Regions from separate parts of the Homo sapiens genome. Here regions 1, 2, 3 and 5 are each linked to region 4. The links are chromatin loops, found by intact Hi-C in ENCODE. Cell type or tissue: endothelial cell of umbilical vein. All regions are shown on one strand. Region 1 holds the start of TNFSF18 (TNF superfamily member 18). Region 2 overlaps TNFSF4 (TNF superfamily member 4). Region 3 overlaps TNFSF18 (TNF superfamily member 18). Region 4 has its middle 140 kb from the start of TNFSF18. Region 5 overlaps TNFSF4 (TNF superfamily member 4).

What was found. Peaks named below come from ENCODE experiments on the same cell type or tissue, not always from the same donor. Only the 100,000 strongest peaks of a DNase experiment are listed, where the experiment ranks them.
Region 1: a loop joins it to region 4, with 6 times the contacts of the local background. A loop is called at or near these places in 5 of 110 quality-filtered maps.
Region 2: it touches region 4 in a loop (5-fold over the local background); 8 of 110 quality-filtered maps call a loop at or near these places.
Region 3: a loop joins it to region 4, with 5 times the contacts of the local background. A loop is called at or near these places in 4 of 110 quality-filtered maps.
Region 5: a loop joins it to region 4, with 6 times the contacts of the local background. A loop is called at or near these places in 8 of 110 quality-filtered maps.

The regions. Positions count from the first base shown.
Region 1 is chr1:173,047,969-173,052,968 of GRCh38, forward strand. It overlaps TNFSF18 (TNF superfamily member 18), which reads right to left and starts at 2,973. Exons shown (of 3, transcript NM_005092.4): 1 at 2,773-2,973. The coding sequence starts at 2,928. In endothelial cell of umbilical vein, no CTCF peak of the experiment used is centred here; DNase peaks (open chromatin) are centred at 843, 1,253 and 3,123; H3K27ac peaks cover 3,973 bases.
Region 2 is chr1:173,188,748-173,193,747 of GRCh38, forward strand. All of the region lies in intron 1 of TNFSF4 (TNF superfamily member 4), which reads right to left. Among named protein-coding and RNA genes, the nearest start is that of TNFSF4, 16 kb to the right of the region's middle. In endothelial cell of umbilical vein, no CTCF peak of the experiment used is centred here; DNase peaks (open chromatin) are centred at 1,644, 1,944 and 2,494; H3K27ac peaks cover 4,399 bases.
Region 3 is chr1:173,040,240-173,045,239 of GRCh38, forward strand. TNFSF18 (TNF superfamily member 18) reads right to left here. Exons shown (of 3, transcript NM_005092.4): 2 at 3,700-3,730; 3 at 1-1,474. The coding sequence ends at 1,128. Among named protein-coding and RNA genes, the nearest start is that of TNFSF18, 8.2 kb to the right of the region's middle. In endothelial cell of umbilical vein, no CTCF peak of the experiment used is centred here; a DNase peak (open chromatin) is centred at 3,082; H3K27ac peaks cover 2,200 bases.
Region 4 is chr1:172,904,411-172,909,410 of GRCh38, forward strand. No RefSeq gene overlaps it. Among named protein-coding and RNA genes, the nearest start is that of TNFSF18, 140 kb to the right of the region's middle. RefSeq lists an enhancer at 2,413-3,612. In endothelial cell of umbilical vein, no CTCF peak of the experiment used is centred here; DNase peaks (open chromatin) are centred at 2,621 and 3,041; H3K27ac peaks cover 5,000 bases.
Region 5 is chr1:173,200,306-173,205,305 of GRCh38, forward strand. The region is part of intron 1 of TNFSF4 (TNF superfamily member 4); the gene reads right to left. Among named protein-coding and RNA genes, the nearest start is that of TNFSF4, 4.5 kb to the right of the region's middle. In endothelial cell of umbilical vein, a CTCF peak has its summit at 2,282 (motif pointing left); DNase peaks (open chromatin) are centred at 2,316 and 3,576; H3K4me3 peaks cover 1,761 bases; H3K27ac peaks cover 4,241 bases.

The DNA.
Region 1 (5,000 bases), 140 kb after region 4:
GTAATGGGGCAAATATTAATCACTCCCCTCTACTGGGAGCTACTTTATGTCAGATACTCTACTGTCTCATTAATCCTTAGCACAACTCTACAAAAATTAGGTTGCTCATTTTGCAGATGAGGAAATGAGGATGAGAGGGATTAAGTAACTAGCCTAAGGTCATGCAGCCAATAAAAGGCAAGAATGAGATCTACACCCAGCCTGTCTGGGTCAACACTCTCACCTCTACCACTCTGTGGGGTAAGTTTCTATTTATAATTCTGCTGATGTTTGGAAGTAGTAAATACCCACTTTTAAAGACACATATGGGTTCGTTATTTTTGCTTAGAAGGATCAGTTGCTTTTGTAACCTCTTCTTGATTTAAGGCTAGATTTACGTAGTTCGGCTCAAAATGGCCAAAACAATCATTCTCTCTCCAAACCAACCCTAATCAAATCATCAGTGAAAATAAAATCTGCTCTGCTTTTAAGTATAAGTACAACTTCCCCTTCTGAAAGTATCCTTCATTTTGCTGAAGTTCAGACTCTGCTGAACATTTGATTTCTTAGTGATAATTCCTGTGAGATTATTTTCACTGAGGGATTGACCAAACTCCTTGGACTCACAGCTATCCTTTTAGTTAAATATTTTCTCAAAGAAGAGAGAAAAAAAGAAAAAAATTGACCCAAGGAGCCAAGCTTCCCATCTAACACTTTTTAAAGTGTTACACTTTCTTTTAAGTGTACACTTTTTAAAGTAGTGTCTAGACAATCTGGAAAGTGGGACTTTGTATGTAAAAACTAGAGTGGAGACCAAAATAAAACTTCACGGTTCATGGGTATTGTGACAATGTGGAAGTGGCCACATCATAATGAATCACTATCTGCCAGCCTCTCAGACTTCTTTTCCAGAGATATTTATTTGTGGCCAATAGGGAAAGGGAAGTACAGGTAAGTGGAAAGTGAAATGCAGAAGCTAATATCATGTATGGTTGGCCAGGCCACTGGCTTTTCCCATAGAAACAAATCCTGCAAGTGTCCTGTCAGAACAATATTCTAAAAACATTTTATACTTCCCCAAATTTGAAACAAACTCTGGGTTATCTTTAGAGGTAGAACATTTCATTGAGAAACTGGATCTAGGAGAGAGAAACCAGAATCAGAGCTCAAACACATGGGATTAATCCAGTTTGATTCTGAAGAGAGGTGTCCCAGATGATCTGGCATTATTAGACTTTCTCTTTCCCTTTGCAAGAACTGCTGGGTGCCTTTGGGAAAGGCTTCTGTGTATTCATTCCTGAGTCATATGTAGGAACTGATGATGCTTATATTCAGTGTTCTTCAGGGTTATCTGGCTAATTAATCTTATAATTTTTAGAAGAAAGAAGCACTTCCAAATTTAAGTTATTGCTATTCTCACCCTTCCTCTTCTTCAGAAATCTAGACACTAAGAATTTCTGACAATTCTTTCTTTCAACTTCACTGACCCAGAAAGTTCACACTTCTGCTTCATACATTTCTTGAGAGAGCAGGGTTGTAATTAGAAATGCCTCTGTTGCACATAAGCCTTGTATACAGTTATGGAATACAAATTAATGGGCTACTGTGGAAAAATTGGCCAAAGCTATACCTACTCTAAATTAATATCAATAGGGGACTGCTTCCTCCTGCATCTTTTCTCAATTACTTTTACTTATCTTAAGTGGTAGAACTATATCTTTGAAATCTTTGCTGGTCAGTTCCCTTAAGAAAAGTGTTTCTGCAGTCACATTTCAACTCTTTCTCAGATGGACATATGCCACTTTATTCTCCCCAAAACTTAGAGTCTTCAAATTTAGCCAGAAATAGGCTAAATCCTGAAATAAATAAAGCATTTCTTATTTTCTTTTTGATCAGTGCTACGTAGTTAACTGTGAGGAAAGATTTTTTAGTAAAGAACAAAACTAATCTCCATTCCCAGTGTACCATCCCATTCTCTAGGCCCACAGCTTGGCCTGCATCTCAATGGGAAATTCCTGACAAGCATCAGGGGCTTCCCAAATAGATATGGGCTTTCTCATTCCTCCATGAAGTCTTCCCTGATCAACTCAATCTAAAGTCATTGTTCCCTGCTTTTGAGTGACTTAGGCATTTATTCTTCATACTACCCTTAAATAAATTCTTGATCATGACATTTTATAGCTAGAAGAAACATCATAATAAATCCATTCCCCTACCACCAGTTTTTTTAGATAAAGAAGCTGCAAACTAGAGAGATTAAATGTCTTTATCAAATTTATACAGCTGGTTATTAGGAGACCCAGAACCAGAATCCAGATCTTCTTACACCTAGCTCAGGGCCACTTCCCTCCTCAAAGACACACAAACCACCTGTCATTTACTTAATCCTGTCTTTCACTATTTTTTTAAGTCTTTTCCATAAATAAGACTATAGCTTGCATCCCATTCCTTGATATTCATTCATATTTTTACCTTTTTTATTCCACCAAGAGCTATAGCAGAGGGAAGGAAAAATACTCCACAGGCCCCTGTCAATTGGCTTAACCAGTTCTCTCTATCTAACAGAGTTCTGCAGCTAACATTTAGCATTTTCTGATACCTTTTATCTCAAAACCTTTAGATAAACTTCAAACGCCATGTCATGACAATATTAGAATTGTATTTACATTATGTATACACATCTCTTCCTTCCAACTATTGCTAACAATACTGAGTGACAATGATAACAACTAGAAAAACAAATAAATAGAGGATTATAGCAAATAGTAACCTTAGGTACAATTGCCTCCTTACCTCTAATTGGAGAAAAATAAAGATTAGCCAACTGAAGGAGCAAAGAAATAGCAACATAACTATTGAGCAAAAGAGCCACAGCTTCCAGGATGATCTCTGAGCTCCTTGAGTTCTTGAATGGCTTAAAGGCATATTTTCCAAGTGGCTCAAACACATTTTTGGAGAAATGAGAGCTGTGGAAAACAAAAATTCACAAGTGATGGGTGAAGGATGCAATGTCATGTTTTGTAGCAATATGGTAATTAGTAGTGGGTGTGGAAGGCGGAGTTTTCCTTCTGTCACTGTGTTAGAAAATGATACTTATAACTTAAGTGCTGACTCTCATTTGGCACCAGATCAAATACAACAAAAGGAACGGAAGGCTGAAAGCCAACACAAACTCAGAACATAAAAAAAAAAGCACAAGGGAAGTTCAGAGGGGAAAAAAATTTCTTTCCTAAATCAAACGGCAGTACAGTGCACGTGTAGAGGAGGCTTGGGAGAATAAAGTGGTGTGCTCTCATCTAAGAAAGTATTCCAGATTATTTCTAGATAAGAAAATCACTTTTTATAAGAAAAAATAAAGTTTGAGATTAATCCCCCTACCATACTCCAGATATCATGTACATGAGCGGCAGAGTGTTAGGAAGTTGGAGAGGCTAGGATCTCTAGTTTGGAAAAAATAGAGTTTTAATCAAGTCATCATCTTGTTTACCTTAAATACCCACAATTTTTATTTGTCAATTATACTTCAGTAAACCTGGAAAAATAAAATCTATACTCACAAAAATGTTTCATCAATTTCTAGTGTATAGAATGCGTTCATTCTGAGTCTCTAGAAAATATCAAGTGTATTACAAGAATTTAATAAAAAATTGTAAATACAACAAGCTCAATTTTATATTTCATCATTTTTAAACTCTGATAATCTAGTTCTGGCATAAGAAGTTATTTTACAGAAGGATATTTTCCTGCATCCTGCCCTCAGCCAGAGCTTATACTCTATTCCAAAAAAAAAAAAAAAAAAACCTTGGGTTTTCTTCCTGGGCCCAAAAATATGGGTTTACTACAAAATTGAGGAAGTCTCCTGGTTCTATGGACCTCAGTCACACAGGCTTTTAAATCAGACAGACCTCAAGAGCAGAGGCTGGCACTGCCCAGTTCCTACCTGCTCTGTGGCCTTAGGCATGTTACTTGAGTTCTCTGAGCTTCAGTTTCCTTCACTGTAAAATGGAGAAAATTTTCACTTTATAATGCTTTTGTGGAGAATGAAATGAAGGTGAAAAGTTTATGCATTCCATAAATGTTAGATTATCTCTTCTCTACCCTCTTTAGCGATGTAGTGAAGTTTAATTCAATTATTAAATCCTAGAAAAGAATGAACATTCTTTATCTTTCCCACAAGATAAAATTCACCTAAAGTTTACTTAAACAAAAGGAAGTACAATGAAAGTATTTTGGAAAACCTATTTTTTAATCTAAGAGAGAATTGACGATTTATAAATTAGAAAAAAGTCCAGAGATTTAACATCCTCCTTTACAAAAAAAGGAAACTAAGGACAAGAGGGTGTGAGTAGTGTCTCAAATCACTGCTGGCTGGTTAATGATGGAGTGAAAACTCAAGCCCACAGATACTGCTTTGTAATCCAACCATTTTGTCTTAATATTGCACTATTTACAATATTATTAGCAATATTTCTCTCTGAACTGTCAAAATTTTAATTTGGGCCCTATTTTACCTTGTTCAATAAACTACTTCTTAAAAGACCAGTTACACAAAAATGATTTTTCAACACAACAAATGTTTTTGTGGCTCTGTACTTAGATGCTGCAATGCAGGGATAAAGAATAAACTTACTCTAGAAAAAGACTGATGCCTTGATCCCATAACCTTTGCACTTGCATCAGATCTGGAATTCATATACACAAGCACAGAACTTAAAATTGGAAGTTAAATTATGTCCTTCCTGTTTTTATGATCTGCCCCTTTTCCTGTCTGCTTTCCAAATTTTTGAGGGAATTTCCCTGGCTTGCTACCTTAGGTAAACATTTATTCACATGAGAAACTGTTTTAAATAAAATCCAGTTCCTCCTTCCGCCTTTAACCACTGTTAGGCCCTGGAATATCCTTATTAATTATTTAACCTTATGACAGTATCTTAAGAAAGATGACATACTTATTTCAAGAAGACTATATTCTAGGGCCTCTTTTCATGAAATAGGATTTAGAAATGAGGAAACTTCAAGTT
Region 2 (5,000 bases), 280 kb after region 4:
TGACACCCAGGCTGGAGTGCAGTGACACAATCACGGCTCCCTGCAGCCTCCGCCTCCCTGGGCTCAGTGATTCCCCCACCTCAGCCTCCTGAGTAGCTGGGACTATAGGCACGCACCACCACACCTGATTAATTTTTGTTTTTTGGGGTTTTTGAGGGGGTAGAGATGGGGTTCTGCCATATTGCCCAGGCTGGTCTCAAACTCTTGACCTCAAGCAATCCTCTCACCCAGCCTCCCAAAGTGCTGGGATTACAGGCATGAGTCGCCATGCCCGGCCCTGACTTTTTCTATGAAGATTGGACCTAGACTTCCACCTTCCCCCTTGCTTTTCCATAATATCTCTTAAGATAAATTAGGACTATTGTGCTCCTTCATGCAAGCGTCTGAGATCTGTCCGCATTTCTGCCAAACTCTTCTTTGGTATACTGTTTTGTCTCACTGTGCCCCAATTTCCCATTTTGGATAACGTAGCACTATAGTCATATTGTTAAGAAACCTATTCAGTCATAGAGATTCCCTCATGGAGAATGCTGGTTCAATCAATCCATCATGGCCACAGACTCCCAGAATGCACTGGGAGGGAGTTCTGGAAGCTTCCTGCATGTCTGGTCTTTCACTTTAACGCAGGAGTAAAAGCATCCTATTTTCAGGGGACAAAGGCAATAAAAACTGTCCCAATCCTACAGAGCTCAATATATTTGGTGTAGCTTTTTTAAACATTGGATCTTTCTCTTCAACAGCTTTAAAAACCTAACTTGAATTAAGTCAGTATTCAATTGCTAAAAGAGAAGTAAAACAGTGAAGACAGGAAACCTGATAGATAAAACTTTTACAGTACTTTTGTGGTTAAAAGAACAAATAAGCTCAATATGGAACCAACTCCGAGATCTCTTAAGTAAAAAAAAGTTGGGGGGGGTGCAGAATTATACATAAAATATATTGCCATTTGTGTTAAATAATAATAATAACACCTGTGTGGGCATTGAAAGAATATACAATACATTAATGTATCTGAAAGAATACACAAGACACTAGTTGCAAATGTTGTCCCTGGAGAAAAAAATTGGAAGCCTGAGGTCAGGAGTAGGATTGACCTCTACTTTTCATGGTCTAATTTTTTAAAAAGTTTTGTGCCATTTGTTTGTCTTATCTACTAAAAAAGAAAGTAGAAAAAAATGTCTGCTGGGCACGGTGGCTCATGCCTGTAATCCCAGCACTTTGGGAGGCTGAGGCAGGCAGATCAGCTGAGGTCAGGAGTTCGAGATCAGCCTGGCCAACATGGTGAAACCCCATCTCTGCTTAAAAAAAAAAAAAAAAAATTATCCAGGCATGGTGGCACATGCCTGTAATCCCAGCTTCTTGGGAGGTTGAGGCAGGAGAATCACTGAAACCTGGGAGGGGGCCAAGATCGCCCCACTACGCTCCATCCTGAGGGACATAGGGAGACTCCATCTCAAAAAAATAAAAGCCTATTATGCCTGCCAAGAACAACGGCTCTTCCCACAAGCTTATTTTGGCATGACGTCCTAATCAAAAATGTGAAGACGGATTTGTTTTTATGCCCTGGGTAGGGGAATTCCTGTTTCCCACTCTCCTGGCACACTGGTAGCTTCAGTCAAGCATATTCCATTGGCACCTGCCCACACAGACGAGGAATTCCCTACTTCTATTACAAGTATAATCACAAGCCTTACCAGCTAAAACCAACAGGCAGCATAGGAAGAATGGAGAGTCATTCTGAGCCCTGCCAGGGACTGGGCTGCAGGAACAATATGAGTTCAATGTGCTGAGCACATGGAGAGAGGCACTGACTTGGGTAGAAGCAGGAGTCTTTAGCTCTCCCCCTTCTCTGTACTCTTCGTGGTGTGATAGCTAATTAGTGCCCTTCGTGCTTAAGGGCAATGCTCTGGAAGAAAACCTGTCAGAAGGCAAATGACCCAATGACCATAGTTTCCTGGGTAAATAAATGTTTCCACTGCTCTCTGGGCTAAGTGCCAGCATGAATTGCCACGTGCTAAAGTTAGAAAGAAGCCCTCTGTGGAGTAGCACAAACAGCACAGGCCTCAGCGTGCAGTGACAGAGTGCTAATGCCAGGCAGGCAGGCACTGTGCCAACTTAAGCAAGTTTCATAATCTCCTTAGATGGCAGTTTCTCATCTTTAAAAGTCACTAGAAGATCAGGGGCATTCCTTTCAGCACTAGCTTTCCATGATTTAGATTTTAGAAGTTGTGACTTTAAGTTTAATTTAATAAAAGAGAAAAAAACATAAAGCTTCCTCATTCCCAAATTTACTTTCACTCCCTGATCTAAAAGCCCTTGTGATTTGATTATTTTGACTGACTTTGCAAAGATCTCCAAAAATATCCTGCAACTTAAGGAATGTTCCAACTTTTTGAGGTGCCCTGATGAAGTAAGGGTGGCAGTGACCAAACAGACATTCTCTGGGACGATGATGCTGACAGGCAGTGAGTGAGTAAAGCACATGTGACTTCCTCCGTGTTGGAGTCTAGACTTCCAGTAGATCAACCTGGAGGAAGCTGACCTACTGGAACTCCAGACTCAGGTATCCTGTTCCTTCTCCTGAAGGTCACATAGGGGTAGAAGTTTGCATATCCTCAGAAGTCTCTTACTAACATCAAGTTTAGGCAATGTTGTGAAGTAGAAAAAGATGGTCCTTCTTCTTATTTGTTGGCCTTCCAACCATCTTCCCCCTCATCCTCCATACCTGATGACCTCATGCTGACTACCCCAGTGCCCAGAGACACCCCCACAGTGCCCAAGTCAAAGCTCTGAAGAGCCTGGCTCCAACCTCATTGTCAAGCTTTATTGCCACATATATCCTTTCTGTGTCTAATGATCCAGCCAACTATTTGTTCTGATCTCCTTGCACTTGGGTAGGCAGCCTGGTAGGATGGCACAAAGAGCATAGACTTTGGAGTCAGATTTAGTTCAAACTGTGACTTCTCTGGTTCTTTGAATTTGGAAAAGTTATAGCATTTCTTCGCTTTAGCCTTTATACATGTGAAAATAAGACATAATACTGTGAGCGGAACTTTCCAGAAGATGAACACCAAGTTTAGATAGGATAACTTAAAGCATCCAGCAGTTTGCCAGCACATGGTACGTGGTAAGCATTTTAAAAATGTAGGCCAGATGCAGTGGCTGACGCTTGTAATCCCAGCACTTTGGGAGGCCGAGGCAGGCAGATCACATGAGATCAGGAGTTTGAGACCAGCCTGGCCAACATGGCAAAAGCCTGTCTCTACAAAAAATACAAAAATTAGCAAGGCGTGGTGGTATGCACCTGTAATCTTAGCCACTGGGGAGGCTGAAGCACAAGAATCGCTTGAACCCAGGAGACAGAGGTTGCAGTGAGCCAAGATCACACCACTGCCTCCAGCATGTCCCTCCATCTGTCTCTGCCCATTAAAATCTTACCATCTTCAAGGCCTAAATCAAATCCTTGAGTTTCAGTCTCTGTATTCCCATACAAGTATTTAAAGTCACTCATTCACAAAGATGTTTATAGCAGCTTTGTTCATAATTGTCAAAACTTGGAAGCAGCCAAAACGTCCTTCAGTAGGTGAATGGATAAATAAACTGATACAACCATACAATGGAACATTATGCAGCACTAAAAAGAAATGAACTATCAAGCTATGAAAAGACATGGAGGAATATTAAATGCATATTATTATACAAGAGAAGCCAATCTGAAAACGGTATATACTGAATGACCTAACTATATGACATTCTGGAAAAAGCAAAACTATGGAGATTAAAAAGATCAGTGGGTGCCAGGGGTTAGGAATGGGGGAGGAATAAACAGGTAGAGCACAGGGTGTTTTTAGGGTAGTGAAAGCATCCTGTATGATTCTGTAATGGTGAATACATGTCATTATATACACTTGTCAAAACCCACAGAATGTACAGTTAACCCCAACATTAAAAAACACTCTATTGACTGATTATACTGCCAGTGAATACAAGTCTTATCTCCTCTACTCAAGACTACTTAGCTGTGTGACCTTGGGAAAATTGCATTTATCTTGCTGATTTTGTTCCTTAATCTGTAAAATGGAGATAGTAAAAATCTGTATATCAGAGAGTTGTAAAGTTTGAATGAAATAATATATGTCAGTGATCAGGACCTGTCATGGAACATTGCAAGAAGTTAATAAACATCAGCAATTATTCTTGGATGCACACGGAAAACAATATCCATGTCATGTTCATAATTTATTCTACATAATACTATATAAACTATATGACAACAGAATGAAGGAATGGATTAAAGAAAAAAACAAAGACTAACAAAGTTATCATATCAGTGCTCTGACTCCCTGTACCTCAGAGAAACAATACAAAAGAATTTGGGTTTCATGAGAAAGGTTGACAGAAAACAATCAGAAGACATTTGGTCTACCCCCACACATAGACTTAGTGTTTTGTATATCAAGAAAAGCAAAATCCCCAGATCTTCTCCACATACTCAAAGAAAATAGAAAATATCAAAGGGCCAGGGGGCTTCCATCTAAGCACAGTCTATAGACTAAAGCTTCTTCAATCTGGAAGGTCTGAAGAGTCCACACCATACTCAAGGATGAAATGCAAATGCTCCTAAGTATCCATGCCAGAATTGAAGTATAGCCGTGAATTTTGAATGTAATGGTCTTAGAAGCATGAAAAAAATGCAAAAGAAGTCATATTTTAGTTGAACATTATATTTTGCATATGAAGAAATTAAGGCTCACAGAAGTGAAGAGATTTGATGCATGCCCTTCAATTTCAGTAATTTTTATTATACCACACAAGTACTATTTTTCTCCCACGCGAATTTGAAGAAAAAAATTCTATGAAGATTTTAATATTCCATTCCTTATGTCCACTTTAATAGCAAGCTTAGAGAAAAGAAGAAGTTGCCGTACAGATGATTGGCAATGACCTCATCATGAGAAAGAAAAGGGAGAGCCCACACTCCAGGCTTCCCTCTTGGGTTT
Region 3 (5,000 bases), 140 kb after region 4:
TGCTGGTAAAGGAAAGATCTGTTGTAGCTTCACTCTGCTCACCTTGGGCTAAAGGGGAATATGCTTCCTGAAAAGTGAATTCGCTAAGTTTTAGAGTCTTATAACACGATAGCAGAAATAACAATTCTAAAGCTGAGACAGTGCAATGCAGGGGACTACCCATTGCCTCTTGTAGTCACTTGTCCTATGAGTTGAGGAAAGTTGGCTATGCTATGCTATCACATTCTCATCACTAAAATTTTCCCCCAAATGCCTGCCCAATTAACTTCATAGAATTGCTAACTGTTTTACGAAAGCACTTTGCAAACTGTGGAAAGCTAGCTAAAAATACTAAATCATTACATGACATAATCCAGTAATGATAATACCATTCTGGGGTTAAACCTAATGATTACTAATGGTTACTCTTTCTTTACAATTAGCAATGTTTAGACACACACACCAACAGTAAGGTCTCACAAAGCTCTACGTGAGGGTTCGGAATGACTCCTTTGATAAGGCTTTTTAAAGCACCCTGCATCCTGAGGAAGATAAAACCAAGAGAAATTTCCAGATAGCGTACATTCCATTTTATGCCACTTGTACCTCTATTCCAATAGTTCTCAGATTGTTCTTTATCTTCTAACACCACCATATCTAAAGTAGGGTATGGTAGGCATATCTGTGGCCATCCTATCAGTCTACTTTTTATTGGGAGGGTCTCAGAAGATGGGAGTATGAGAAGAATGAATTACAGCAGCCCAAGAATATGAGAACAAAGCCAGGCTACTGCCCCAGATCCTTTTTGCATACCAGGTAAATCTTCCATGGGAATAGAACTCCATTTTTCCACTCATGAATTCAAGAATTAGATAAAGATTCTTTGAAAAGCACATGTCCTCTGTCATCCATATTTGTTTTATCATGGATTAATGAAGTATCTCTGCAGATCCAACCAAAAGTCTTTGGCTCTTCCCCTGAGTCTCTTTCAGATAGGCATGATAGATGAAAATTCACGTGCAGAGGAGTTCTGTTTGTGTTGATTTTTGTAGACAGACAAACTCTAGAAATTGAATATCTTCTCCCTCCAATCCACCCACTGGCACCTCTACATGTGCTGAAGGGAATGAGGAGATCAAATCAAGTCTCTAGGAGATGAATTGGGGATTTGCTAGTAAAATGATACCCCAGTATGTATTATTTTTTAGAACCTGATGCTCAGAGTTGAATATCAAGTCTATGGTGTCCCCAACATGCAATTCATAAGTCCCTCCTACATTTTGGATTTTAGATTTGTTTGTTAGAGTTTGTATCATGTCTTTGTTTTTATACAGCCGCACCTCAAAAGGAGCTACATCATTGTAGTTTGCATTGGGAGCCACTTGGCCATAAATTAAATATAAGCCATTCTGAAGTATCTCCAGCTTCCAGTCAGACACCTTATTCACGCAAGGAGGTTCAGAAGATGCCATTTGCCATTTTGAGGGTAATGGTCCTATAAGAAATATACAAGGATAAAAAAGATGAAAGCATAGTTATTTCATTATTTCATCCTTTTCCAGATTGTAGTTAATTATTTACCACATACATGTTGTTTCTTTACCTGATCTACACTAGTTCTCTTCAAGCAGAATTTTTCTATTTTAAGTACCTATCTACTCCTTGTTTTAGAGAAATTGCAAATCCAAAGAGTATTTCTTGCTTGGAGCAAGAATTCTAAGGAAAAGAATTTGGAATAGAAAAATGACTTAAGTGACTTCGCATCTCTTGTTGATTAATATTTGTGGGAAAAAGAAAGGAGAAGAAAAGACTAATGGAGAAAGAAATCACAAGCCAAAATTTTGAAAACCAGGGTTGGCAGTCCATGCCTTTCCAGGCATTTTCGGTGTAAATACCACTGGCTGTTTATCACTTTATCAGTGTGGCTTTCCTTAATTATGCTATATTAAAAAGTGTTCTCCTATCATTCCCTCATTTTACCTTGCTTGAGTTTTCTTCATAAAGTGTGTCAGTGTCTAGGATGTTATAAACTAAATTGTTCATTTGTTTATTGTCCATCTTGTATCACTTTGAATGTAAAATTTTTTAGGACAAATATATCTCTATTTTGTTCATTCTTGTATTTTCAGCACCTGAAAAAGTCCCTGGTACCTGGTAGATGTTCCATAAATATTTATTGATTGAATGATACTTCCATGTTCCTGAATTAGGTGCTTTGTGTCTAAATTATGGCTGTTCTCCTCAGTTTGTAGGTATATATCATTTAAGACCTACTTAGGATTCATTAAATAAATCCCCCAAAAATAGCTAATTGTAAATTTATGAGTTTATAAATAGAAATAACTTGACTATTTAAATATAAGGATCCCTAGTGCAATACTGTCCCAAATGGTAAAGAAAAGGTAAAGACCTAATCATTCATTTTCATTAGCACATATGAAACTTAGATGTTTGCCTAACATTACTTGGTTTTGCACAGCAGTGTGATCTCACAGCCCCGGGAGGTGCTTTTACCACCCAGAATGCTTATCTGTTCTGCAATTCTCCATAATTTTTGTCCTTTGTCCCATAATTAAAAAGAAAACTTGATGAGGAAACACCCTGGAAGAGGTAACATTTTTACTTCAATGCTCATTCATATGAATGACTAATATAAGACTCTGAAGGTAGATTCTGGAGGAGAATGAAAGAGCGATCACTAGAACAAAAGACAAAGCCACCCAGTATCGCCAATGAGCTCGGAGCCCAGTAAATTTCTTCTTCCTTGACATGTAATAGGCAATAGGCAGGTCACCAGGAAGAAGTGTCATTGGTTCTCCCATTTAATTCTGTGAAAGGGGGTCATTTAAAGACCACCTTAGCATCACTTGAGTTTCTCAACTTTTACCACATCAAGGCATAATTTCACACATGCCATGCATTCCATTCCACTTATGGGCAAAACAAAAACAAAACACAAAGAAAGAGACAGGCAAAAGGACATTTTCTAATTCCCACAAGCCAAGGAAACCTACTGGTTTAAACTATATAGGAACACAGGGGTTGCAGAGTTAACTCTAGAAATGGTCTGTTCTCAACTGAAAATGTATGTTTGGCCTGAAACCTATAAACAACTTTAAAAAAAATGTATTTATCTGAAATTTTCCATGTATTCTAAGAATCTAAGGCTCAGTGTAACTGTAAACTGGTGTGTTTTCTAAGCAAATATCAGGTGACCACAAGGGAAAATGACTCAGAAGCTAAGCTTAGAAGAGAAAATAGTAGAGGAAGTGGCCACTTTTCCAACTCTCATTGCTCTTCTATACATTTAGAAACAACAATGGCACTCTCTCACATACTCCATTGGACATTAGCAATATGTGAAACATGAGAAAGACTTTAAGGAAAGGTTGTAGAAATCTGAAACTTGTTGTGTTTATTAAAACACAGAATTAAAAGGAGATTCCCGGATCTCAGATTCATAGGCCAGTAAGAGAGATGCTCATTCCTGGCCAGAGATGCAGCCTTCAACATAAGCTTTATCAGGGCATGGGCTTCTTTTGCCTGGTTTACCTCTGAAAGCCTCAGCTCTTGGGCAACTGCCCAGTACATGATAAGTAATTATACATAGTAGCTCAGAAATGAATAAAAGAAAATACAGGTTTTCTTGAGATCACTGACACCTGCCTTCTTGCATCAAAAACTAAGAAAAGTAAAAGACATGCAAGATAGGTTACTCACCAAACTTAGCCATACAGGGCTCCTTAGCAGTCTGTTGGGGAAATAAAAGATGAATTGATTAGGATGATGACAGTGTCATTAATTTTTTTGATTGATTTATTTAGAGCTTTGAATTCCTGAAGCAAACTAGTGTTCTATAACCATAAAAAAAATCCTTCCCTTCACCATGTCTCAGCCCTCTCAGCCTCCCTTTAAAGTTGAGTGGCTCCATCCTTTACCTTTTATTACCTAGCTTCCCTTTTAGGTCTTTTAGACAAAGGTCAAGATCTCATTCCATTACCTAATCTATACCTACAGGACAACTATTTGATATCGGACCCCCCCCCCAACCTTGGGCTCTAAAAGTTTTTCAACAAAATAGCAGTTTCCACACCCCAGTGACTGCACAAGGTGATCTGTTGGCATGTGAAAGGAAAATAGTGAAGCTTCTATTTATGTTTATTTTATTTAAAACAGTAAATTAAGCCCTAGAAATATTTACAACTCAGATTGATGAAACCACCCATGTATAATATTCAGATAACTACATGTCATATACAGTATCTGAGATACCCTGAAAAACAGTTCCAAGTTTCAGACTACTGCAATGTACGGCAGTTCACATGCTACAAGATGCCATCAGTGTGTGGTTAATTTTACAAACACAAGTAGTTAATGCTAAATGCTCAAAAATACGTTGTAGTAAATTCAGGCATAACCACAAACATTTTTTGTATCACCCAAAGGTTATTGGTTTCCTAATGGCAAAGTGCTTAAAAGACTTTTTGAACTTAAACGTGTTGCACACTTTCCTTTTGTAGGATTTCTCTGGCTGCTATGCTAGGAACAAATTAAACAGAGGCAAGGGCAAATGTAGTGAGACTAGCTAAGAGATCATTACAGTCATTCATCTAGGCAAGAGAGCATGGTGTCTCTGACCAAGGTGCTAGCTCTGTAGATGGTGATACTTGGTTGGAAAATAGAGCCAACAGAAGTTCCTGACATGGATATGGGGTAGGGAATGAGAAGAAACAAAGATGACTCCAGTATTTTAGGCCTGCATAATTGGAAAGATAAAGTTGTTATTCACTAAAATGGATAAGATGTAAGAGGAATAAATGGGGAGGGGAACAATGATGAGTTTGGTTGTGGACATATTAGTTTGTGATGCTTATTATAAATCCAAGTAAGTGTGTCAAGCAGGCTGAAATTTAAGGAGCTCTGGTGATATACATTTAAGAGTCTTAAGCTCATAGTTGATGTTTTAAGCTGTGAGATTGTATGAGGCCATCATGTTAGTGGGTGTAGATGGAGAGGAACAC
Region 4 (5,000 bases):
CAAGTGCAGGTGGGGTGAATTTCTGTTCCCTCAAATGGAATCATTAATGGCAGTGTTTCTAGATAATGCCAAAATAGTTCAAGTTGAAATTAAATGATATGTGTACATAGTTATTTATCTGAATGGCCAATCTGCATATGCCTAATACCTGAATTACCCAAGATGTAAAACGAATTATTTACTGTGTGTTTCAGTGAAGTTTTGAACCAAATAATTTGAAATTCTTAAGGAGCCCCAAAATATATTCCTTTGGAGAGATTTTCCTGATAGTTGGAAAAAATTAGTTATCTGTCTTAGAAAATGTTTTCTTCCTGCCTTGAGGGCCTTGTTTATGCTGTTCCCTTGTAAAATGCTATCTTTCACCTCCATTGCCCAGTTAATCCTTCTGACACTTTAGGTTCAGTTTATACCTTCCTTCCTCAGGGATATCAGCCGATGATCCCTCAACCTGTGTCTGGCTTCTTGTTATATGCTGTCTTACATCCTTGCAAACATTAATCAAGGCACTTACCACAAGCACTACTTGCCTATTTTTTTTACATGCAATTCATTTTTAATGTGTTTTCTCCAATAAACTGTGAGCTCTAATTTGTTAACTGCAAACAGTTCCAAGTGCCAAGCAGAGTGCTTTGTGTATATAGCAGATATTCAATGCATATTTGTGATTAAAATAAATGAGCAAGTATAGGGATAGGATACATTCTCCCAGAAAATAATCTACACTTAGTTGTAACTATGACTTTCTAATAGCTACTTTTCTCCAGATCTCTCTGTATTCCAGTAAAGATTTGTTTTAATCCATGAAAACCACAGTCCAAATGTTTCTGGTGACCTATTCACTGCCAGGTTCAGGCTAGTTTGTACACCATTTTATCCTTTTTAACTCCAGTATAGCTTTGCATCAGTGAACTACCATCATCCTTTGTAACACTGACCTCTGTTGCTTGACTGTCTGCACTTGACTCTCCATTGATGGTGACCCCTACATTTACACATGCAAGAAGTTATCTTAGGTTATATTTTTCAGATCTCAGTAAGGGATTAGGAAAAGTAGGATAGAGAAGGGGAGAGGGTCAAGCAAGGATATAATTTCAGACAAAGCCCTCTAGAGAAGAGCTCCAATCTGATCCCAAAGAAAACTGGGCCGTTTGTTATGTAAGGCAGCTGGATTTTCATACTTCTTCACTGGTTAGTCATTGACTAATGGTGGGTGGATGTGGTAGGGTAATTTTTCCAGTACTTTTCTGGCTTTCTACTCTGGTAGGAAAAACAGCCCTACTAGTCAGAGGAGTATCTGAGGGGAGTGTCAGATGTTGGCATTAGAAGCAAAAGTACAAAGAAGCTGAGGAGGATGAATTGAAACATGAGGAAAGACTGGAGATCTGGGGAGAGAAAGCCAACGGTGTCTGCTAGAGGCTCAACATGAAACATTTCTATCAACGTTCAAGATAATTGTTGTGCTTAACATGTATTCTTCTACTTTCTGGATCCAATTACCATCTCTTCAGAAAAGAATACAAATCTACATGTCCAGCCCTAAATATTACTGATTCCAAAACAGCTCTTCAAATATAAGCTGGAGATGTCTAGCAGGTAATTACCCATAAAGATCCAGCATCAAAAACAATGGACTAAATTAAATGGCTCAACTGTGTCAATGGACTTCTTGCCTCACCTAGTCTAACTCTTAAGACATCTGTAGAGCTGTCAGTGATTTTCTGGCCTCTGAGGAAAGGCTGATTTTGAGTGTGTTTGACTGCATCTCAAAGGAAAGAGAGAGAGGCTGAGAAATTCAAGAGTAAATAATGGGCATATGCCTGATTAAATGGATAAGCCCATTTGAATTTTATATTTGGCAGGGAGAAAAGCACTGGACACAATTATAGAATTTAACCAGCAATGCAAAACAACCCCAAAGTCCAGGAAATAGAGAACTTAGGAGAATCTTGCAAGAAAACATCAAATGTTAGGGTGCAGGTTGGCTGAAGCTTTCTGGAAAGGTAGCTAACTAGAAAAAGTGTTGAGAATGGATGAGGCAGATGCGAAAAGAAGAATCTAAAATCTTGGTAATATTTATCTTGGCTCAGATATCTTAATTACTATTGAATAAAATTGCATTATATAAATCTACATCAATTATGACACATTAATTAGAAGCAAAGGAAATTTTAAAACCATGTAGAGAATTCTATTTTCATGAAATTTTTACAAGAGATTTTTTTTTTATAAATGTCAAAACAGGTAGGGAACTATAGATAGGCAGATAATGATGGAGGGTGCAAATTTAGTAGTGACTAAACCATCAGGACATTCTATGGGGATGGCATCTCCATTTACAGGAACTAGATACCATGGCAGTAGAAAATCATTTACACATTCACTCTTGGAGCCTCAATGCTCTGATGAACAGGCTGGCTTCTCTCCAGTAGCTATGAGACTCAAATGAGATATTTGAACACTGCTCTTTAAATGTGCTAAATTCCTTCTGCCTTAGATCTTAAGCCACTGCTGATCTTCTTAGAACCACACACCGCAGGTGCTTCCCTGTGGAAACTGCAAATGTTTACTCTGTCTTCCACCTTTGAATGACTTAGAACATGTTGTGGCTAAGGTTCATTCGTTATCAACATTCAGAAACTGCCATTTCCTTTTCTACCTGCAAAGCCTAATAATAACTTTTTAAACTATTGCTTCCTTTGCATATTCACCATACATCCTGCTTTCAGATGTGGAATCTAAAACCTTGCTGAGAAACTGCCTCCAATGTTGCTCCCTTAACTTTCACTGTGGAAAACTCTGAAGGAAGTTGGCCGCACCATTTAATGGAAGCATGAGGAACTAGGTAAATTGCTTGCCCTTAATAAGCCTTCAGATTTTGAACTCTTCTTTCATCCTTGAGAGACAAAAATGCTATCATTAATTTAACAAAGCTCCTTGCCATCACTAAAGTTTTTTTATATTTCCTGTAGTCTCTTTCCTTTAGATATGTATGAAAATGGCTCCACTGTGACTCAGCAGATGGCTCCACTGTGACTCAGCAGATCTCCAGGATTTTCCTGTGTAGTTTCTGTTTTGGCTTTCATCTGGTGGGAACTGACTGCTACAGGACCGAGGCTTTTAAATCAAACCCAAATAACAAAATGTATTTAGAGCTGAAAAAGGTGGTGCCATCAGGCTGGGGTGGGGATGAGGAAGTGATTCATTACCCCAGTTGGAATGTAAATTCAATGAGTTTAATTACTAGTGGTGTCAAAAAAGGATTTTCACTGATAGCAATATTCTGTGTTTTTTTCTTAACTTTTATTTTAAGTTCAGGGGTGCATGTGCAGGTTTGTTGTATAGGTAAACTCGTGTGATAGGGGGTTTGTTGTACAGATTATTTCATCACCCAGGTACTCAGCCTAGTAGCTATTAATTATTTTTCCTGATCCTATCCCTCCTCCCACCTTCCATCATCTGTTAGGCCCCAGTGTCTGGTGTTGCCCCCAGTGTGTTCTCCTCATTTAGCCTCCACTTATAAGTGAGAACGTGTGGTATTTGGTTTTCTGTTCCTGCATGAGTTTGCTGAGGATAATCGCTTCCAGTTCCACCCATGTTCCTGCAAAGAACATGATATCATTATTTTTTGTGGCTGTATAGTATTCCATGGTGTATATGTACCACATTTTCTTTATCCAATCTACCTTTGATGGGCATTTAGGTTGATCCCATGTCTTTGCTATTGTGAACAGTGCTGCAATGGACATATTCATATGTGCATATGTTTTTATAATAGAATGATTTATATTTCTTTGGGTATATGCCCTAGCCAAGGCAATCCTAAGCAAAAACAACAAAGCAGGGGGCATCATGCTACCTAACTTCAAACTATACTACAGGGCTACAGTAAACAAAACAACATGGTACTAGTACAAAAACAGACACATAGAAAAATGGAACAGAATAGAGGGCCCACAAATAAGCCTACATAGTTGCAACCATCTGATCTTCAACAAAGTGACAAAAACAAGCAATGGAGAAAAGACTCCCTATTCAATAAATAGTGCTGGGATAACTGACTAGCCATATGCGGAAGATTGAAACTGAACCCCTTCCTTATACCATATACAAAAATCAACTCAAGATGAATTAAATACTTAAATAGAAAACCCAGAACTATAAAAACCCTGAACAATACCATTCTGAACATAGGAATGGGCAAAGATTTCATGACGAAGATGCCAAAAGCAATTGTAACAAAAGCAAAAATTGACAAATGGGATCTAATTAAACTAAAGAGCTTCTGCACAGCAAAAGAAACTGCTGAGCGAACAGACAACCTACAGAATGGGAGAAAATTTTAGGAAACTATGCATTGGACAAAGGCCTAATAACCAACATCTACAAGGAACTTAAACTTACAGGAAGAAAACAAACAACCCCATAAAAAGTGGGCAAAGAACATGAACAGACACATTTCAAAAGAAGACATACATGCAGCTAGAAAGCCTACGAAAAAAGCTCAATATCACCGATCATTAGATAAATGCAAATCAAAACCACAATGAGATACCATCTTACATCAGTCAAAATGGCTATTATTAAAAAGTCAAAAAATTACAGGTGCTGGTGAGGTTGTGGGAAAAAGGAACATGTATACACTGTTGGTGATGGTGGGAATGTAAATTAGTTCAACCATCGTGGAAAGCAGTGTGGCAATTCCTCAAAGAGCTAAAAACAGAACTACTATTTGACCCAGCAATCCCATTACTGGGTATATACCCAAAGGAATATAAATCGTTCTGTCATAAAGATAGCAATATTGTTAAAGCTACTCACTGAAGATTAGCAAAACTGTTAATTCAAGCCAAGAGTCGTTACTCATAAAAATTTAAGTAGCTTTTACTTGCTGCATGTTGGAAAGGCCAAGACTCAAGAATCCAGACTTTTTGGGCAGAATAGGTCCAAACCCCACATACTAAAAAAAAGGTTGGTGGGGAGGGGACAAGTGTGAGGTAAAA
Region 5 (5,000 bases), 300 kb after region 4:
ACTGCACACCATCTTTCTCCAAGGTCTTAGTGAAGAAATGAGGTCAGAAGTAGGAAAAAGCTCTGCAAAGATGAGAGACTGTTACTGCAAGTAGTACATTGAATAATACCATTCAACCTCCCTGCTACCCGTCCATTCTAAAAAACGGTTTGAGTTTAGGTTTTATTGCACCATATACAGGGCCAGATTAATATGCATGGGGGTCTTAGAAGCTAAAAATTGTCATCACCCAACACACAAGTAATTCAAAATATGTTTTACATTACTAAACTGTAAAATACATGTTTTATGACTTATTTTATATCTCATTAAGATGCTTTCCTTTGATGCATGTTTTGATGTTCTTTATCATTTTTGTAATATTGTCATTCCATCTTGATCTTTGACACTGTTTCACTGGCTTTCTAGGATGAAGGTCTGGCTGCCGCTGGGGAGCCCAGCCCTGAGGCTACATCACTTAAACTCACTGGAGCCCTCACTTCCCCACCTGTACAATATAGTACTTTGGGAATGAAGGCTCTCTAACCACAAGATCTTATTAAATTAGTATAAGAAGAATTAAAGTTCAGATTTGTTTGTCCATCTTTCTGTCAAGAAGCATGTGTTCTTAAATAGCATTTGCATGTTATCAAGCTAGGCAAACTTATAAAAATTAAGGTGCATTTCAGAATGAAAGGCCTACTGAAAAAAGATTTTAGTTATGCCAGGAATATTCCCCAATGTTTCTAGATTAGTGAACCAGATGATATGCCTCTTATAAATCTAATTTCCTGCCTTATTTGGTAGCCAAGTCATTGGAGAATTGGATGAAATATATCAAAATAAGAAGAAACGGAAATAGCCTAAGCCATGTGCTCTGAGTACGTAATTTTAGATCTCTGAACCACGTGCAGACACTGAACCTAATCACACTTCATAACCTCATAAATTCTCCCCTTCATTCTTTTGCTCTCTAATGCACCCATGAAATCTTAATTAGAAATCTATGTTTAAAAATAATAGGACTCTTCCAAGGTGGATTTTTTAATCCTAAAAATTACATTGGGGAAATCAAGGTTCATGAAGTTATGGTTAACATTAACTTTGATATGCTTTCTGAGATTTGAGTTACAGTGTGTGTGTATGTGTGCACACACATACTATAAAGTCAACATTTTAGTAGCAGTATGTTAACGGAAGCATGTTCATGGATAATGATAATAATAATCTTAGCATTTACAAAGCTGTGTATCAATTAATCCTCACCACAACCAAATTCCAGTCTTGGAAATGATTAAACTGATGCCCAGGGAATTTCAAGAAATTTACTTGGGGTCAAGAGGTAAAAGCCTGGACTGAAAAATTCTGGTTCCTGGCCCAGGGCACTCCCTTTATACTTCAATGAGTCCTCCAAAATCTGAGATGATGTTTTATAGCTTTGTATAAGCAAATGTTTTAATTCCTTTGTTTGAAAAGATTGGTTATCAAAAGCATGGGTGATTACAAACGAAATATACAAAGCATAGGATGGTAGAAAATTCAGTTTCAATCCAACTCTACCATGTATTTCATTAGTGACTATGGAAACATAAACCTTTCCACCTACAACTCAGCTGGGTTATTTTTCCCTCATTAAACAGTAATAACAACACTGTATGTAGCTCCTCTAACCCAAATGATGCAAAAGGATTAACTTTCATTTTCCATGAATGGAGAATCCCTGAAGTGGGGTAAGCTGTCATTTGAGAGAGAAGTAATTGCTATATATATATACATATATATATATACACACACACATACACATATATATAAAAGAAGAAGAAGAAGTGGAAGGCCAAGGTGGCCAGCCCCTAAACAAGGCTGGGTCTACTCAGTACTAGTAACCAGCAGCTGAGGTCAGAGAAGAGGAACAGAGAGATTGTATCCCTAGATCTATACCTAGAGCCTTTTGGCTTGTTTCCCAACTCTCCTCTGTGTGTGTATATTTGGATCTATATGTGCATACACGTGCAATATTTTCCAGCATCATCCCCATCCAAATTATTCTGTCCTATTTTGAATACCCAGATCAAAACATATATCTAAACACTTCATTTAGAAAATATCATCACTCTGCAAATAGTGAATAATATTAGCTGCCCCTGATATTGTTCATTCTCTTATTTGTGGATGAGCACTTGACTGCCTGAGAAGTTTTCTAATCAACTCTTCAGGAAAAGAGGATAAGCTGTCTTCAGACACAAGAGAATCGTTACTTTTACTGTGGTGCCCCCTAGTGCTGTTCAGATTAGACTCACTTTCTATATTTGCCAAAATACAGACTACACAAGAGAAGCAAAATTTGGAGAGGTAACAATGTTGGTAATTTTTCCTGTATTTCCTTTGGCGTAGGAGAGAATGAAGCGTGTTCCTTTAGCATGATTCACAAGATCCTTTGTGAACTGCTCCCCACCTCCCCAGCTTTTCAGCTTCATCTCCACCACTTTCCCACAGGAACACTCAACTTGAGCTATTCAGAAAAACTTGCTGTTCTGCCTAGTAAGCCTTCTACCCCTACCCACCAATTCCCATCCGCTTGTCTGCTTAAATAATTTATCCTCCTCCTTCTAGTATTAGCTGAAGCATTATCTCCTCCTGCAGGTTTTCCTGACTCCCCAGAAGGCTGAGGCAGCCCTCCCTCCTCCCTCCTCTCATCTTCCCATTGTCCCTTGAGCATGTCACTCTTTTGTCCCCACCCTGCATCTTGACTGTGAGTGTAAATAGTTCAAAAACCTTCTCCAATGGATGTTTATATCGCCAGTGCCTCAAATGGTACCTAGCACAAGTAAACACTCAATGGAAAAAAATCTGTGTAAGGATGGTTTCATTGATAATAAGAAGAACCATAGTGTAGGAATCAGGAGTTCTGGTGAATTAACCAGCTAAGTGGTCACGAATGGTTCACCTACCCTCTCTAGGTTTCTGTTTTCTTATCTGTAAATAGACTATATCTAATACCTGCCCCCAAATTCAATGATTCTATATGTTTAATACCTCCTTTAGAAGCCTCAAAATGCCTTATGACAAGCCAAGTCAACTTCAGATGTTAATTTTTTAATTCTCAAAGATTTGCTTATGAAAAGCAAATTCAAATGCCTTTGAAATTATCTTATTTGCAGGTCTATTGTTAAAAAAGAACTTCTAAAAACTTTCTAAATGACATGGAGACATTTAAATTAAGCTAATCTGAAACAATATTTTTTTCAGGCAAACTCCTCTTTCTCTTATTAAATGATACAAAGAAAGGTCCAAGTTGTAGCCCGAAACTTCATTAAGAAACTGTGAATTCTAATTCCAGCTTTCACTGATACAGAACTGGTCAACTCACTTTCTAAGTATCTCTACTTCTGTTGTTCCCAGCTGAAAAAAAAGTGATAAGAACTGAAAAAAAGTGATAAGTAGGAATTGCTGAAAAAAATCACTAAAAGCCTTCAGGTCTTTGAGCATGATGATAAAGGTGATATGAATCTTGGAAAAGCCAAGTTTCAATGGTTTCAGTGAGGTTTCTCACACCTTATAGGTCAGCTTTTTCTGCCTTTGTTCCATAGCTGAAGTTCCAGGTAAGACTGGAAGCCTGACAATTTAAGTGGATGTCCCAATGTAATATCCAAACAGTGTGTATTGGTTTTGGTGACAGAAGCACTGAATTATATACCTTATGTCATGAATATTCTTACAGGGCATTCACTTCTTTCCCTTTTCTAAACAGTGTGTTTTGCTAATCCAGAATAGGTTATTTAGATATGTACAGAATATATAACTTAAGTATAGAAAAGTACATATGTGCAAATTTGATTCCCCTCAATCCCTTCTTAGGAGCCAGGAAATCCATAAGCTTAAACACAAATATACTAACTCACATTTTGTATTTCTCAAATCCTTATATCCATTCTATGAATATATAAACTATATACTCATAAGATATTGAGCTGGAAGACATCTTATTGATCATTTGATCCTACTTTCTCATAATACAGATTATAAAAATCAAGGCTCAAAGAGGAAAGTAAATTAGATGAGGAGTGGGTAGGGTCTAACTTTTTTTCTAGCATCTTAAAAACAAAATATTCTGCATTTCCTGCATGTAGATAGACCTAACCCAGTGATGAGAAAACAGAGGCTACTAAATAAACTTGATTGAAAGGAAAGCTGACGGCCAAATGGAGCTTGGTAGCTATATCTGTATTTACAGAGCCATTCATGTAGGCAATTATTTTATAAGGCTAAAAAATTAAATCTAAGAAATAAAAGGGAAAATCACAATTATTTCCCAAAAACCTTTCTCTCACAATAAAAGAGGTCCAATTTAACTGGGTAAATGGTGAGCATTTCAGCTCTATTTCACCTCCAATACACATCACTGTAACATTATGTCTTATAAAATAGAGGTTTGACTTGCCTCATCACTACCAACACCACCACCACCACCACCACCCGATCCCTCAATCAAACTTCCAAACAGTATTGTAGATGAGTTTTAAATGGCTACTAGTCTATGTCTCTTTGTCAGCAGCTGCTCTACAATGTTCTCTCTCAATCTCTCTGTCTCTGTTTCTCTCTCTCTCTCAAACACACAGAAACACACACACACACACACACAAACACACACACACACACACTGCTGCTATCACTGCCACCAACATTATTTGGTAAACTATCAGGTTCTAGGGAAAACACACACAACCCATCTATGCTATCCTTCTCATAATGAAGTGTAAATAATAAATATAAGATTAAATGTAAGGACCCATTGTGCTGTCCCAGATCCTATAACAATATAAGAAATTACATTAGCTAATTAGAAATAAAAAAATTATAATTAACATCAAGTGAAGAACTTCAAATATCCTGAGCAAAAAAAAGAAATCTATTTTCAGAGTAGACAGGGCATGTTTCTTAAGCAAACAACTCAAATATACCACCTATGTCTTGCTTCCATCTCTGTGCCAGGACTATAGAAGCTAATTCTCCCCTAGAGATCA